Linked DNA regions of Mus musculus: all the other regions are linked to region 2. The links are chromatin loops, found by intact Hi-C in ENCODE. Cell type or tissue: left cerebral cortex. All regions are shown on one strand. Links, peaks and the distances in the headings refer to the core of each region. The heading gives the core; the rest is flanking DNA. Region 1 overlaps Cdk20 (cyclin-dependent kinase 20). Region 2 has its middle 32 kb from the start of Zfp369. Region 3 overlaps Nlrp4f (NLR family, pyrin domain containing 4F).

Region 1 (5,913 bases), core at 463-5,462, 870 kb after region 2:
TGGGATGGACCAGATCCACCTGATGAGTGATGGAGGTGGGAGTCAGGCTTCTAGAAGGAAACAATTTGAAAATGAAAGGGGTGTCATGTCCAGGACTGAAAAGACAGAAGGTAGCTTTGGAATCTTATCCTAGGCTAGTGCCTAGGTTAATAATGAAGAGAGACCAGGAACCAGGTCACAGTCAAATCCTTTACCTGGATGAAGCCTCCTGATAAACTAGGGCCGTGCACATTTTGTTACTAGTTACAGACTTCCCAGTGCTGGGTGAGGACTTGGGGGCGCAATCTCTGCAAATTCCTCAAATTTGGCTCCCTTCTGGAGACAAAATGTAGCCTGTGAAATACCGTAACTCAATACAAATGGCAGCATACAAAGAAATATCATTAAGTCCCACTTTATTAAACCCACCAAGTATTTTGGCACTGCAATAAAACACAGCCCTCCATCAGTGTCCACTGGGAACTGCTTCCAGAACCCTGCAGAATGACTCTGGATTCTCCTGCATTTGTCTATTCTTAGCTCTCTCACTACTCACATCTGTCCTAAGACCTGAAGTTGGATATAGTGGCATCGACCTGTAAACCTAGCTATGTCAGAGACGGAGAAACATGAGCTCCAGGAAACATGGTCTAGATATCAAGACCAGTCTTAGAAAAGAGGATGGGACTATAGCTCTTGCAGAGTACCTGTCCAGCACACACAATCCCAGCACTGAAGACTCCAGAATCAGTGGCTCACACCTACAATCTCAGCACATGATGGGTAGCAGAAGGATGAGTTCAAGGTCATCCTGGCCTATATAGTGAGTTTAAGGCTACCCTCAGCTACACAAGACTGTGTCAAAAGCGGGGCAATCTATATTGTATGCATACGGGTAGAAACTTTTGCCAAGTCATTAGAGTTTATTATCCCCAGCAATTGCCTTTGTCTGCTTTGATATCAAACTATACCACATTTTTTTATCCTGTTACTTGTAGAAGTTTGATATTTATAATTCCACTCTGGAAAATACCTGTTTCAGTTCCTTTTTAATACAAGTAGCCACCTTTGTTCCAGCTAGAACATTTACTCTTAGCATTTAAATTACTATGAGCTGAGGATGGTGATACAGGCTTGTGACCCAGCACTGGAAAGATGGAGACAAGATATCAAGATCATCTCTGCCACAAAGGGAGTTCAAAGCCGACCTTATCTTCTCATCTTGAAAAGATCAAGCCAGACAGGGGTTGAGGGAGTGTAAAACCATTCTACTATATGCTGTATATTTGTGCTTTGTTACAGGTATTACATGGTTTTCAACTGTGCCTACTCTATTCTACCTTATCACTTTACAAAGTACCAAGACGTGTGGTTACTGCACCGTCTCTAGTGAGTCCACCATCTGGAAACCCACAGATGTTTTCTGTTCCTTTCACTGTTTCCTGTGTGCCTGGTTATCACAGAAGTCTTTTTAAAAGAAGAAGAGAAAGGTTTTGCAGAGGTCACTGAAGGCATCGGTTTAGAAATCACCAAATGGGCTACCTTTTTATTAGCCTGTACCTTTAACTATTTCCAAACAGAGTCCAGACACAAGCTACCACCTGTGTGTACGTAAGAGCTACAAGAAGTCAATGGAGCTCAACTGTCCTTAGAATTTGCAAAGATGTGACCAGAGAAATAAACAGAGGTCGGATTATGAAGGCATCATAATCCTGAAAACAGCATCTGCGCTCTTCCTTGTAGGCATTCAGGCCAGGAGCCAGCCCTGTTAGTCACCTCTGTGCTGCCAGGACTCACAGAACAACCAATTCATGTCAGGCCTACAACAAACATTTTAAAAATATGACATCTCTCCTATGTGTGTATATTATATACATGCATGCACATGTACATACATATGCATATATACACATATACACACATATATGCATTTTTTTGAGACAGGATCTTGCACTGTAGCCTAGCATGGCCTTCTACTCTTAGGAACCCTCCCACCTCAGACCCCTGAGTGGGGTTACAGGCATACACCACAACCACTACCAGATTTTGTTATGTATCTGAATAATGGATAGTTAAGATCCTATCTAATCCATCCCTGAAACGATATCCTGTCTTAGTTGTTATATAACCCTGCAGTAAATCTGAATGGCCAACACACAAGTCCTTTTATCATCTTCTCTCTGCTCCCCCCTCCTCGACATCGCAGGATCTAGACCAGTGGTTCTCATCCTGTGGGTCTTGACCCCCTTGGGAATCACATGTGAGATATTTACATTATAATTCATAACAGTAGCAAAATTACAGTTAATGCAGTATGACAAAAATAATTTTATGGTTGGGGCAGGGGGTCACCACAACATGAAGAACTAAAGGGTTGCAGCATTGGGAGGTAGAGAGTCACTGTTTTAGACTCATCTTAATATATCCCTATGAAATAAAACACAAGCTGGCTGAGTCACACTGGAATTTATTTACTGAGTGGATTCCAGGAATGTCTGCTTCCGCATCTGCAAGGCAGCCTCAGGCTCACTGACTGACCCACCCGACATGTGGGAAGTGTGCTTCGGGAACTGGACTGTCCATCCCTGGGCCTCAGCTTCTGGACTCTCGCTCCCAAATGAGCACTCAAGTCCCGTGAATAGCATGGGAAGCCTGAGGACCCAAATGGCCTTCACAGGAGGCCTCTTCTGAGTACCTGACCCCTGTGAATCAAGGCCCACCATTGTCCTTTCCCTAACAGCAACAGACAAGGTGCAATTAGACAGAAACACCCAGGGCTTTTATATGAACCTCAAATCCTGACCCAGTGGAACCAAAACTAAAACATGTCTGACTTCCCAGCTGTGTCCCCGGTATGAAGACAGCTTATACTCTGTGCTTCCACCAGGTGGTGCTGTAGTACCAATGTCCTTGAAGAGGGGACAGAGCCTGACAATCATCTCTAAGGCCGGGTGGCACCACTGAGGGGTGGCCCTGGAGAAGGACACAGCTAGCAGTTTCTGGAGGCTTTGTCTGTAGGACGTGAGTCTCTTTCTCTGCTGGGATGAACATCTCACGGTTCTGCCTCCCAGAGCCCAGCCCTCAAGCACACTAAGGAGCAGGACCAGGTGTGGTATATATAGCCGTGGGGAGGCCATGGAGGCAAATCAGAAAGAGGTGCTCCTAGGGCGAGCAGGAAGGCCTGGACCAGCATCTCACCCCTCTGGGATGAAGGGCCGAATCAGTTCTGGGTTCAACAGTGACTCCTCAAGAGGTCGATCCACATGGAAGTCGTGGACATGGGGGGGCCCTGGGTGAGCCTTGGGTGCAGGTCCCCCTGGGCGCTGAGGAATTGGCAGCTCGGATGGATGGGCAGGCAGAGGCGCTGTGAAGAAGTACTGATGCAGAAGGGCCTGGGGGTAGCAAGAAATCCAGTCATTATGTATCCCCAAAATCATTCAACTGACTCAGCAAACCTTGCCGACGTGCCTATGTCTGGAGCACTGTCCCAACAGCTGGGAACATTTCAGTGAGCCAAAAATTCTTGCCAACAGAGGAAGGGGTGGGAGACATAAACCAGAGAAAGGGGCAAAATGCACAGTATGTCCCCGGCAACAAAGAGAGCTTGTGGTGTAGCTAGCTATTCCTTCCCAATTGAAACATTCCCTCTGGGCAGGAGGCTCCTTGAAAACACACAAGTCCCAGGAAGTACCTAATACTAAAGCCCGACTCAGGTCAGATTTGTTATCAGTGTCCTTTCTGCAGTGAACAGACACTCGTTCGTGTCTCCCAGGACAAACCATATAATAAAGCTGGGTGGAAAGGCTGAGGAGGACTAGAGAGATGCTGCAGGCTTTGAAGAGCTGGGTCCCAGGAGCACAAGCCCAAAGGAAAGCCTAGGGCTTGAGAGGAGCAAACACAGGAGGGCTAGGAACACAGCAAGAGCAGTCAGGGTGAGAAAGAGACAACACTCACACCTGCAACTGCAGGCAAGACCCACTGACAAGGGGGAGGGGCTGGACAGAGGGCAGGGGTCACTGACTTCTCTCCCGAAGCCTCCTGGAGAACACTCCATCAAAACCCCACCTCCAAGGGTTCCACCCTACGCGGGTTCTAAGCGTCTCTGGCTTGGCAGGGTCAAGGGTCAACCTTTAACCCTACCTGGGAGGCTGCAATACGCTGTCGTGGAGGGTAGAGGAGGAACTGGCCCAGCAGGTCCAAGGCCTGGGGAGAGGCATCAGGCAGCACCTCCTCCAGGGGCACTGGTGCCTGCTCCTTGAAGGAGATCTTGTTGTAGTCAGGCAGCTCTGTGATCTCCTGAGCCCAGAGGAGAAAAAAAAGGCAATGAGAGCAGCCCCGCCCACCACCCCTTATCAGGCTCTCCCACCACACCTGATCCAGCTCTCCCACCTGATCAGGTGTTCATTCTGTTCTTCATTCAGCCCAGAGTCCATCACCACCCACAATGGCTCTCTCCTTCAGCTCCCCCCACTCTCTAAGGCCTGCTCCTTGCCCAGCTTACTGAGACCAGATAAAACCTGTCCCTCCTGCAGCGCCAAGACTTTGGTCTTCATTGGTCAAGAGGGAGTGGGGCCCAAGACACCTACATAGGGAGAAGCCAGTTCCTACTGGGGAACAGAGCAAGTGTGGCCCCTCCCCAGCAACAATGGTTGCTACTAACCGGCCAGACTCGAGGACTCGGGGTACCCAGGATGCGAAGCACACAGCACAGTTGTTCAATGTCGTTTTCGCCCGGGAACAGGGGGGACCCATTCAACAGCTCTCCCATGATGCAGCCCACAGCCCTGTGGATACAGAGCTAAGCGGTGGGAGATGTCACACGTGAGTGATCAAGCTACTCACACGAGCTTTAACACCTCACATCAGGATCAAGGTCCAGAGGTTCCCAGGGCAGCCATGTATCATTCCTCCACAGATATCTAGAACAGAGTCCTGCAGCTCCAGGACTCTTAGAGCCTCATGTCTGGGCTACCCAGCTCCTCCTCGATTTGGGGGCGGGGCATAAATGCAAAATAACCCAAATCTCAGACCTCTGAACACCACAAACTATCTCCCTAGTCCCCCAAAATGCTGAACCCTCATACCTAGGGACCCAAGCTTCACTTTAGCTCACAACTATCTCATCCTCAATTCAGATGACAAAACATACTACATGCCTTGTACCCCAGACTACCTTACCCCATTCCCAGAAGCCTCTCACCTGAGACTAGCCTCCTAACCCTCCCCACACCAACTCAGAAACATCAGCGTGAAGAACACAGATCCAAAGCTGCTCAGACTACTCTCTAACCAGACAGAACATCCCCACAGCCCACATGACCCTCACCTGCCCCAAGTATCTCACCATAGGTCAACGCCCTGGTCATACTGCCGAGCGCCATACAGGAGTTCAGGAGCTCGGTACCACCTGGGGGAGGGGAAAAAGGGGTTGAGATCACAGCTGGATTGTGCTGGTCTGATAAGAAGCTACATCCCAGGCCCACAGCCCATGCCTGGACAGAAGGTGCAGACGTATCTCTTCCCCAGTGAGAGGGCTGGCAGGGATAGAGCCCCACTACCTGGTGGCCACCTGATGTGTGTAGAGGCGACCACCATCCGGAGAGAAGACCCGGGCCAGGCCAAAGTCAGCTATCTTGAGCTGGCCTGAGGCACTGATGAGCAGGTTAGCAGGCTTCAGGTCCTGTGCATACAAAAAAGAAGCATCAGTCCCCTGTACCTAGTCAGGGCTTCGGGACAGGGGGATAGGCAGCCAGGCCCCCATTTCCTTTAGAGCCATACCTCTGGCTGCTTACTTCAAGACCCTCTGACTGCACCCTCTTCAAGGACTAGCTCACCCCGGCCCAACAAAGCCCATACTGGTACTAACCCGATGCACAATGTTGTTGGCATGGCAAAACGCAACACCTTTGAGCAGCATCTGCAGGTAGCTCTTGA
Region 2 (5,913 bases), core at 302-5,301:
GGCCACCGACCCTGCATCCAGCCCCACTGTTTGGCCTGGACGCACCTACCAACTCCACCATTATACCGCTGGAATGGCACACATTGCTTCCTTCTTTAAAGTGACATCCTTCAGATACTTGGTGGCTTTGCGGATATGCATACCCTTGATGGCCTGGGCAGTTTCCCAGGTGTTATTAAATTGAACGCAAAGGTTTGAACCTCTTGATTTGCATGATTTTGTGGGGTTTTCTGGGTCAAGAGAGTATCAAACCATCTTGGCAGGTGACCTCTGGCCACTTACAGGAAGAGGATGCTTTCTTTATATGCATCTTATTTGGTCTTATTTAACATTTTAGTTGGAATTACATACACCACTGTTGCACTTACCACAGTTGCCTTGCCTTTGTCTTTTTTTTTTTTTTTTTGCTATTTTCTCTCAATTACTATTATATGACCTTCCTGTTCTGTTGTAGTCATCAGAAAGATATTAATTTAATATAATGGAGACATTTTCCTCTTTTTATTAGTCATTTTATTTGTTTACAATTCAAATGAAAATCCCCTTCCCATTTCCTCTACACACACCCCATTCCATCACCCTCTTTGCCTTCACCCACTCTAGATTCACACTGCTCTGGTATCGCTCTACACTGGGGCATCAAGCCTCCACAGGACCAAGGGCCTCCCCTGCCACTTATGCCAGATGAAGCCATCCTCTGCTACATATAGAGCTGGAGCCATGCATCTCTCCATATAAACTCTTTGATAGGAGTCCCTGGATGCTCTTTATGGTCCAGTGGGTTGATATTGTTCTTCCTATGGGGTTGCAGTCCCCTTCAGTTTTGTCAGTCCTTTCCCTAACTCTTCTGATGGGGTCTTGCCTGTGTTTAGACAGAAATGATTCTGGGTTAAAAGTTTTGAGAAGGATGGGTGGCTCATTCCCTCAACTGGTGCCCGTGCCTATCTACTGGAAGTGGTCTCTACAGGTTCTATTTCCCCTTTGTTGGATATTTTGGCTAATGTCATTCCCCCTGGGTCCTGGGAACCTCTCACTTCCCGGGTATGTGGGACTTTCTAGAGGCTACCCCCACTTCCCCACCCTCTAGTGCTAAGTATTTATATTTCCTGATCCTCTGTACTTCTCTCTTGTCTCTTCCCATACCTGATCCTACCCACCCTTTTATTATGTCCCTTTCCTCACTCCCTTTTAGGTACCCATGAAGCAACTTCATTTGAAACTTTTGCCCCAAGGAATGGCTAATAGCTTTCCATTATGTAAAAAATTTTGTTGTTGCTTCGATACAAGAAGTCAGGACATTGAATCTTGCACTGTCTATTGTTCCTTATATGGATATTTTATCAGCTGATCCCTCTGAAGGAGTTTTACTACAAGCCTTGGCTCTGATACAAGGAGCTTTAAAATTTTGGAGTGGTTATTGTTCAAAGACAGTATCTTCTGGCCTCCTCCAAGGGGCTGGCTTCAAGTCTCCAGCTCTGCTTTCTGCAGCACTCTAGGCTCAGGTGGATCCACTTCACTGATGCTGCTATTCTTGGAGATCATACCGTGGTACTGGCATCTCTAACAAGTGGGGTCTTCTGCTGCAAATAGGCCCCACCAATAGCTTCTCATAGGCTTTCATCACGCCAAGCCTCAACTCTTTTTCATGACCTCTCCATTCTTGAGCTGTCAATTAAAACTGAGGCTGAACCTTCACCAATGACCTCTGACCACCTGACCCCTGATCCCGTCACCCATGACCCTGCCACGTGTGACACACTGGCACCCCACCATGTGACTCCTGACCCAAAGACACCCCGACCCTGCCCAAGCTCTGCTCCTCGGCACCCAAGCCAGCGTACAACCTGAGCGAGGCCTTTGGATGATGATGGGACCCAGAGTGGTGAGTGACAGCCCCCCTTCCCCAGGAAGCCTGGGCCAAGGCATGTGACATTGGAGGGGGGGGTATGTGCGGAATCCCAATGTCACCAGGGAATCACTGGTGCATGCGGTGGGGGTTAGGGGTCAGAACCGAGAGTGCCTAGTGGGCAGGGCTGAGGCTGGATTGGAGTGAGGTGGACAGTGTCGGGGTCATGTCAAGGTTACAGAACAGTGTCATCCAGTCACAGGGCAATAGAGGTCATGATGAGGTCAAAGGTTGGGGTTTACATATGATGTCGGGGTCAGGTGTAAAGTTGGGGTCCAATTCATAGGTCAGGGATCACATAGGTGGTTGTTGGTCACTGCAGCCAGGGACTGTGATCACCATGACATCCAGGGACCCCGGGTTAACTCTGGCCACCCTCCAGCCCCGCCTCCTCGCCCCGCCCCGGAGACAGCTGCATGACCCAAGCTGGAGGGGGAAGAGAGAGGTGGGAGAGGTTTGAGGGGAGGGCCCAGGCACGGGCTGTACAGACCCGAGGGAGGATAGAGCCGTGGGTGTGACAAAGCGTGACCCCTAAGCTCTCCGAGGTGGCCAAGCCTGCTGCTGGGATCCTGCTGAGCGTTAGGGGTCGCCGCCCTTGCCATTCTGCCCTGCCTCCCTGCCCGTCCCACGGAACCCCAACCCGCCACACGGGAGAACGAGCACGAGTGCTCTGGCCCTGCGCCCGGACCTCCACGACCCTAAGTTGCCGTAGGCGCTGGCATGGGGCTGCTACTTCTAGTTCCCATCCCGGGAAGGTTGCCCACTAGTGATGAGCTCGTCCCATTACCACGCCTGACCTTGCTTCATCTCTGTCTCCCTCTGAGCCGCCCCGAGAGCAGACCCTCAGCTCTTAAAGACGCCTGGAAGGATAAATGGAAGCAGGATTGCTCATCCAGTCATCATTCCCAAATCTATAAGAAATTTCCATAGGGAATTTTCTTTCTTTTTCTTTTTTTTTTTTAAAGATGTATTTATTTATTAAGTATACGGATTACTGTCTGCTTTTATACCCGCAGGCCACAAGAGGGAGCCAGATTCCTAGACACGGAGTCATTTGTCCAGCCACCAAAAGAAGGTACAAAATATCACAGCACCTGCTGGGATTCAAACTCATGACCTTTGGGAGAACAGTTTGTGCCCTTAACCGCTAAGCTACCTGTTCTCAGTTTTTACATTTGACCTTTTGGCGTCATGGTCGCCTGAGGCGACAAGAATAGGATTGGGAATCTGCGCATGCTCACTCGCCGGAGGCGGATTTAAAGTCTTGTCTCAAGTATTTTTCTTTTTGGAAGAAATGAACATTTTACTTAAACTTTAGAAGAGATGAGAAAGAAAACCCACGTTTTCCTGGGGAGCCGCGAGTGAGCGCCGCAGCCCCCGCCGAACTCCCCGTTCCTCGCGCCAAACCGTGGTGGAGGCCAGGAAGCAGGAACCGAGTCACAGCTTTTTAAAAAATTATTATTATTGATAATTAATAAAGTTCAACCTCTGTCTCGCGGAAACCTGGAAATAAAGTTTCTTCCTCGGTTTATAAATGACTTCCTGTGGCCACAGGGAGAAAACAAAGACCAAGGACCTTTCAGAGGCCATGAAATGAATTTCTAACCTGGAGCCAGACTCGTGATCCTGAACAGCGGAGGAGTCTAGCCTCGGCTCGGGATCGGAGTTCTCACCTGGAAGTGGGGCTATCTGGGAGGCACGTAATAAACAGACATAGACTGCTTTTTTGGGTGCAAGCTGACAGGCGGTTTTTCAAGGCTTAGAGTTTCTCTCTCACTCTCTGCACTCCTCACTCTCTTTCTCACAGCTCAAGGCTGCGCGCTCTGCTTTCTTCTGTGTGCTTTTCACACACAAGCCTCACATGCTCCTCACACGAGCCTCACACATGCTTCACACACACGCCTTACAATGCCACACACGTGCCTCACACGTGCTTCACACACATGCCTCACACACACCTCACACGCCTCACACATGCTTCGCACACGCCTTACACATGTCTCAAACGCCTCACGTTAGCCTCACACATGCACCTCACACACGCCTCACACACACCTCACACGCTCTTCACAAACGCCACACACATGTCCCACATGCCTCACACTAGCCTCACACACACACACACCACACATGCCTCACACACACGCCTCACACATGTCCCACATGCCTCACACTAGCCTCACACACACACACCACACACCTCACACACACACCTCACATGCCTCACACATGCCTCAAAACACGCCTCATACACACCACACAAGTACACTCCACATGCATTCTCCTTTCACTCACTCGCTCTCCACCTGCTCTTCTCAGGCTCTCTCGCCTTCTTGCCCCAGTCTTTTATTGACACTCCAAAAGCAGGTAGAAAAAGACACTGTATATTCATTGGCAAATCAAATTCAAAAGAATAAGGGAATCCCACAAAGAATCAAGAATTACAATTGTTCCCCAAAGTTTCCACCTTCCCTATTCCCAGGCTTCTGGCCAAAGTAATAATAATTGCAAACTTACCATTGTTGAAATTTTAAATTTTAACTTATTATGCTTCAGAGCTCAGACCTCCGAGGTCAGCGTTTTCCTGTGAAGCTCTAATGATAAATGATGTGCGCAAACCTGCCAGGCATCAGCCAGAAAGAATCAAGTCAACCCTTAACTCAGAGGTTCCACTGGCTTTCCACCTCAGCACACTGCACACAGTGACTCTCCCGAGAGTCCCCGTGCTCTGACCTAGTTTTACGAGTATAAGATTTTAAATATTCTATACTTGCTCATCCAGGAACCACTCTCAAATTCTGTGCAAAACTCATTTCATAAGTTATTTCCTTTCCCGGAGTCCCGATGTTGGCTCTAGTTCATTTTCTATTCATTCCTGTCAAACGTTCTCTGCAAGTCAAGCATGAGTCCGGAATTGCCATTGTGCAGTCATTGTATTGTCTCCAAGATGAGAGTGCAAGCATGCACCCGGGCCAGTAGGACTGCTCTGCACTGGGCCCCAGGCCTCAGATTTTAATCTTTTAAGAATCGTGACACCGGGGAACATCTAGTTTCACAGAACTAACCAAAACAACAACAACAAAACCCCCCTTATACTAGAAACTTAGTACACTTGAAAGCTCCAATTACACCCATGAGGAGTAGATGACAAGAAATAACCACCTCAGGACTAACATCAATAAAATAGAAATGAAGAGAACAATTAAAAAATCAATGAAACAATGCATTGGTTCTTTGAGAAAAATGAACAAGATAGACAAACCCTTATCCAAACTAAGTAAAAGGTGAAGAGACACTATCCAAATTAACAAACTGAGAAACAAAAGAGGGCTATAACAACAGACATGGAGGAAATTCAGAGGAACCTAAGGATGTACTTTAAAAACCAGCACTCTGCCTCTAAAGTAAATGTATAATTTGCTTAGTACATTTCACTTGCCAAAGTTAAATCAAGATAAGATAAGCAATTCATACAGACTCTTATTCTTCCATTTGCGGCTGTCTCTCATTATTACTTAAGTGCATACTCAAATTTAATATTAAAAATTTCATAGCTGGCTATGGTAGTGCATGCTTTCAATCTAAGCACTTTGGAAGTATAGGCAGGTTGAACTCTGAGTATGAGGCTAGCCTGGTATATATAGTGAGTTCCAGAAGAGTTATAGCTACACATACAGTGAGACTCTGTCTCAAACAAGAGCCATCCCAGAAAAACAAAAAAAAAGGGGGGAGCATGGTGGCTCATACCTTTAATCCCAGAACTTGGAAAGCAGAGGCAGGTGGAGACTCATGAACTCAAACCCAGCTTTGTCAATATAGTTTGAGGACAGCCAGAGCTACGTAAGAGTGGCCGTGTCTCACTTTTTTTTTTCCAAATATAAATTTTACATTCATATTTCTCATCAGCTATTTTTGGTAGTTTTTCAGTTTTCTCTGACCAACCTCTTCCATTTCTTGTAATGTAAATTTTATTTTATCTTCCATTCTTCCATCCCTAAACATGACAA
Region 3 (5,913 bases), core at 595-5,594, 130 kb after region 2:
CCTCAAGATCAGCGTTGTTTTAAGTAGTTATTAAGCCACTCATTTCTAGGAAAGTAAAACCTTATCAGAATGTCCAAACTTTTGACATTTCAACATGGCATACATACATACACACACACACATACACACACACACACACACACACACACACACACACACACACACACACACACACACACACACACACACAGACCCTTACTTCAAACTCAAAATATGCAGTTGGCTTATAGAAAAAAATCTTATTGTTCTGAGTAAACTTATTCTTTTGTGCTAGACCTTTTCATAGCTGCATATTAGCCCATGAGTTGCAGGTTGAATATGTCTGCCAGATGTTGGATTATAATATTTATAACTCTAGTTGTCTCTCCTGGAAGAACACAAAAGCTCACTTCTTTAAGATTTACTCTTGCAAATTCCCCTCCCCTCTGGAAATGTTGAGTTGCCTGCAAGATTTCTTTCTTTCTTTGTGTTGGTTGGACTTTAAGAGGGTACCAAGCTGGAGTGGATGCATAAGGAAGTAGAAAGAGGTGAGTTACATGGAATTTTCTGAGCCTTCCAGCTTTGCATTTGTTTCCAATTCAGTCATGTTTACTCTGCACCCTGGGCAAGCTATCAGTTCCTCAGATTTGATCTGCAAAGTAAGAGTTATTTGACATGAGAAAGTAAAAAATTACAGGTGTCAGACAATGTGATAGATATTATGAAACCAAGTAAGTTTCTATGGTGTCCTCTCATTCCACCATGTAAAAGTCTGAGACAGACATATACTACAATTAACATATGCCCTAGGAACATGGTTTATTCCTAGAGGACAAAGCTACTTTAAACATAGAAATATACATAATGTGATGGTTTGAATAAAAACACCTCCCATAGTTTCAGATGTTTGAATATTTGATCTGTAGTAGATATTGCCATTTGGGCAGGCTTTGGAGGTGTGACCTTGCTGGAGAAAGCATGTCACTGGGACAGGTTTTGAGGTTGCAAAGCTTCATACCATTCCCAGAGCGTTTTCTCCACATATTGCTTATGTTTCAAGATGTGATTCAGCTTCCTGCTCCTCCTGTCACTCTTCTCTGCCACCATGGTGATAGACTCTTACCCTGCTGGAACTGTAGGGGGTTTTAGGCAAACCGGCCCTTCCTCCTGAATGTTGGTTAGTCATGGTATTTTACTTCAATAATTAGAAAGGAGTTAATTCAGAACAATAACAGAGGCAGGAAACAGAGTTTGTGTGTGTGTGTGTGTGTGTGTGTTGTCTGTGACTGTGGTTGTATGTGTGTAGATACACATGCATGAGAACAGTTAGCCAAAGGGCTAAGACCAGACAGTCATATTATGAAAAGAATTATTGTTTGGGGCTTGAATAAAAAAAATCCTCACTCCTTTTTTCAAGTCTTCTGTGCAAAACCCTCAGGCTTAGATGGAATCATTAGAATCCTACCACCATTCTGAATGTTGATATCAAACTGAATAAACCACACTTGGACCGATGGGGTGTAATTCATAGCATAGAGATGGCCAGAGCAGAAACTGTGAAGAGACTCAGTTAAGTAATGTTCTTGCAGCAGAAGTAGAAGAACCTGAGTTCAGATCTTCAGCATATGTCTATAACCTTAGCGCCAGGGAGAGGGAGGTTCCCTTAAGGTTATTGACCAACCAGCCTATGAATGGCAGGTTTGTTGAAAGACAATGTCTCAAAAACATAAGGTGGAAGATTAATGAAGAATCCTGATAGTGACCTCTGGCGCGCGTGCGCACGCACACGCACACGCACACGCACACGCACACACACAGGCAAACCAACAAATTAATTTTTCCTTAAGTTTTAAAATTTTATGTGTATGGATAATTTGCCTGCATGTATATTCTGGTTTAGAGGCCAGGAGATGGTATGAGATGCCTTGGAACTGGAGATACAGATGTTGTAAGCTGCAGTGTGAAATTAAACCTGGGGCCTTCACAAGTATAGCCAGTGTTCTTAACCACTGAGCAATCTCTCCAGTCCCCAGTCCAGACCAGTTTTATGAAAGAGTATGGATGCCAAACATGTATCAGCACACCATCTCATAGCATGGATGTGTCACTCCATTTAGAGGGAATATCAGCATCTCCTTAACTTGGCCTTAGAAAAGAAGTACAAAAGGAAAGGGTGAGGGTCTAGGGAAATGGCTCTTCAGTTAAGAGCACTTGCTGTTCTTGTAGAGGACTCAGCTTTAGTTCCCAGCACCGAACATGGCTGCTCACAACTGCTGTAGCCCAGGCTCCATGGGTTCTGGCAACTTCTGACTTCTACAGGCACCTGCACACACATGGTGCACACAATAAACTCACAGGCACACACACATTAAAAAACCTTTAAATCATAAAGGAAGAGTGAATTGATGCTGTTTATTTTTCTCCATCTTTCTAGACTGTGGATTACTGACTTTGATAATGAATTCCAGGCATTTCTGCTTTCTGTGAAAAAGAAAAATCACTTCTTGACCATCAGAGGCAGTGTGGAAGCAGACGGAGAAAAGAAGGGTGGAGATTCTGATGCAAGAACCATGGGCGAACTGTCCAATGAGATATGATTTCTTTATACCTTATTCAGATGTGTTTTTGCAAGACAGATGTGGTTTTTTGTTTGCCCTACAGTTTCAGAGAGGCCATTCAAAGATATTCATGCTAAAATGACTACTTTATAGTGACTTTTTTCCCATACAAGTTTCTTAACACTCAATACAATGTTAAGTATCTTTAATGCTTTAGGATCTCTTAACAAGAGTTTTGCCTTTTGTTGGATTATTTATTGGAGTTAAAGTGTAGGTCCAGGCTAATGTTACCCAAAAAGTTTTTGGGGAAATTTTATTTGGCTATGCATGAGAAGCCTTCAGCAGAGGGGTATAGACTGGATACTCAGATAATGGAAATTGCTGCTGTTTTGTGTTTTATATTAAAGAATAGTAGTCATTTCCCAAGTCTACTGACTTCTAATCTCAAATGTTAATGCACAAATGGTTGTGTGGATATGTGTGTGTGGATGTGTGTGTGTGTGTGTGTGTGTGTGTGTGTGTGTGTAAATGAGCATAGGTACTTGCAAAGGCCATGGTTGTACCTCTGGGCCCAGGGCAGAGGCGTGTGGAGTGGCAGGGGATGCTACACAGAGGAGCCCTGTGTGGAGCACAGGACCCTAGCAGCCCGCTCTACATCCAGCTGAGCATCGGGTCCCCTCCCCAGAAAGTGGGGTTCAGCCTGTGCTAGGCATGTGGTATGTGGGGTGGGGAAGGATGCAGACAGCGGCGTCCACAGCCCAGCCGGGCACGAGCAGCCATGAAACTCATCCACTCGTGACACTGGGCCACGGCTCGGCCACACAGAAGCCATAGTCGGATGCAGCTCCTCTGCAGAGTGTCTTCTGCGTGCTCAGATCTGCGGTAAGGATGGCCCAGGGCGCTGCTACTTTGGGGAGGCGCTGGGCATCTGGCTTGGGGAGAGAAGCTGGCCTACTGTGTGCTAGGCTCAATCCTAGTTTCAAAAATGGGAGGGAGGGAGGGGGGAGGCAGAGAGAGAGGGAGAGGGAGAGGGAGAGGGAGGGAGAGATTGAGAGAGGGAGAGATTGAGGGAGAGATTGAGAGTGTGAATGAGCGTGATCATCCAGCATAAGGCCAGCTATCCAGACATCACTGGTCTTTGTCAGGCCTCCATGGCGCCACCGTGTGGCCATTTAGTAGAAAGACAGGAATTTTGGGAAAAACTCAAGAAGGGGCTGACTTTAACCTCTGAGCCACAGCCCTAGAACGGCAAGCCCTTGTTTCCTAGAATATAAGAGAGTGCACAGAGGAAGCGCGGGTGGGACCGATGGGGACATGCGCACGACACGGGATATCGTGGAAATCTCTGCTGACCGGAGCCAGCGTGCATGCACCGTGTTCCGCGGGACGCAGTCTCTTTCTGAGCCGCAGGGATGGATGGACGCTCCATCCGCCCTGAGACCTCATGAGACCTCGAGGGCAGAACTGGGCACGGGCGGGCGGGGACGCGGTCCGAGGCTGGCCCATCCCGGGATGTCCGTGGGACGCCAGACTGCCTCGTCCCTGCACTGAAAGAAGAGGGCTGGGAGGAGACGTGACACGGCATGACCCGACGCCCCAGTGGTCTCTCTGTCCACCCCGTCTCCCGTGTCCCTAGTCCACGTGTCTCTGTGGAAGAGCGAGTGTGACACACACACACACACTCCCCTGACGTTGCTCTGCACCTGTTCTCATATCCTCGTCTGCTCAGCCCGTCTACCCCCTCCTTGAGTGAGCGGGGTCTGAGATCCTCTCCGCCTTATCACTGTGGACGTGGCCTGGGAGGCGGGGTGTGGGAACCAGAGACGTCCAGGTGGGGTAACCTCAGTTGGGGATAAGGGATAGCCTCAGATCAAACATCTAATCATCTTGCCTCTGACTCCTGAATGCTGGGATTACAGCCATGAAAACCACCATACACAACTCAAAATGGAGTCCTGAATTTATATTTGTGGCCTTGTACATTTTGAGCCATGTGTTGCAGGAGTTTATAAGGACAAACTTATAGTACACTTATTTTCCCATGGGACTTTGTTATTTTCCAAGAACTACAACCTCTAGCATTCCAGGAAGTTACCTGGTCCCTGGGCAGGTGAGCCATACAGATTTGGGCATTATACAGCCTTGATCTGTTGTCATCATAATCTCTTCATCTCTATACGTTTTTCCTCTAGTAAGTAGTGTGATGTCATTTATATATTACAAATGAGGTATTGCATATCAAGTAATGGGTATAGACAAAACTTCTATGGCTATGACCCATTACTAGCTTGAGTCCATTCTCAATGAATTTAAATGAATATACACACACACACATATACATATATATATATATCACTATACTATATATATATGGTATATTATATATGTGTATATATATGATCTATATATGGTATTAAGCTCTTATATTAAACTGACAAGATGATTTCTATTTGAATAGATGGACATGTTTTATTTGGAAAACACTGGATTTTCCCATATTTGTAAGATTCTATATAAATAGGCTAGTTCAATAATACATATACAAACCCTTCTGTTTAGGAAAAAAATAAGACCAGGCTGATTTATTAAGGCAGCCTAAGTTCAGCTTCTCATTCCTGTGACCTGAGTTGGGTCCTCCTAGTTCTCTCGATCATAACACAGGATGACTTTCCCAATCTAGCAAAAATATTTTAAACACCTATGACTTACAAAACAACAAGGGGGGATGGAAATAGGGGTCACTGCCTTTTAAGGAAGAAATAATAATCCTTTGAAGAAGGTAGAACAAAGAACATCTGGAATTTGAGATGGACAGTGTTGTTGGAATTTCCAACCCCAGTAAGCTCATATAAAAACCACAGAATCCAGTTATTATAATTATAAGCTATATGCCTAGATTGGGCAGATACAACACTGTACTAACTTATTCCCCAGCTATAAAATCCCCTTCCTACTTATGGTTTCTCTTGGCCACATGGTTCTGGTCCATCATGCTTCCTCCTCTTATGTCCTCTTTCCTTTCTCTCTTGTTGTCTTCTTCTCTACCTGCCTCCACCATTGAACCTCCAGTCCCACCTTTCCCCTCCATTGCCCAATCACAGATTCTAGCCTTTATTGACCAGTTAAAATGGGGAGAAGGTTCATAAGAGATCACCTGACTCATGATGGACTGCTCGCCTGGGGAAGCCCTCTTGAAGAAGCAAAATTAACATTAGAATAGGAACATCATCCAGCTAACCAGCAACTGGACTGAACAAAAAAAGGAGTGTTGGATGAGAGTTGGAAAGGAGGGTGCAGTGGATGGGCCATTACTGGATACAAGTGAGGGTGGGAGACTTCTCGGGACATCTTGGCGCCTAGGGCAAAGAAAGTCCAG

What was found. A loop is a pair of places that touch in the nucleus more often than their neighbours do. Peaks named below come from ENCODE experiments on the same cell type or tissue, not always from the same donor. Only the 100,000 strongest peaks of a DNase experiment are listed, where the experiment ranks them.
Region 1: a loop joins it to region 2, with 4 times the contacts of the local background. A loop is called at or near these places in 9 of 42 quality-filtered maps.
Region 3: it touches region 2 in a loop (2.3-fold over the local background); 14 of 42 quality-filtered maps call a loop at or near these places.

The regions. Positions count from the first base shown.
Region 1 is chr13:64,436,239-64,442,151 of GRCm38, reverse strand. It overlaps Cdk20 (cyclin-dependent kinase 20), which reads right to left. Exons shown (of 8, transcript NM_053180.2): 3 at 5,846-5,913; 4 at 5,538-5,659; 5 at 5,324-5,386; 6 at 4,640-4,763; 7 at 4,120-4,275; 8 at 2,431-3,371. The coding sequence ends at 3,174. Among named protein-coding and RNA genes, the nearest start is that of Cdk20, 6.6 kb to the right of the region's middle. In left cerebral cortex, for the core only: a CTCF peak has its summit at 2,857 (motif pointing right); a DNase peak (open chromatin) is centred at 2,882; H3K27ac peaks cover 227 bases.
Region 2 is chr13:65,308,098-65,314,010 of GRCm38, reverse strand. It overlaps the pseudogene Gm3800. Among named protein-coding and RNA genes, the nearest start is that of Zfp369, 32 kb to the right of the region's middle. In left cerebral cortex, for the core only: a CTCF peak has its summit at 2,940 (motif pointing right); a DNase peak (open chromatin) is centred at 3,074; H3K4me3 peaks cover 862 bases.
Region 3 is chr13:65,174,164-65,180,076 of GRCm38, reverse strand. Nlrp4f (NLR family, pyrin domain containing 4F) reads left to right here. Exons shown (of 10, transcript NM_175290.4): 10 at 2,414-2,966. Among named protein-coding and RNA genes, the nearest start is that of Gm24130, 19 kb to the right of the region's middle. In left cerebral cortex, for the core only: a CTCF peak has its summit at 3,705 (motif pointing left); a DNase peak (open chromatin) is centred at 3,698; H3K4me3 peaks cover 336 bases.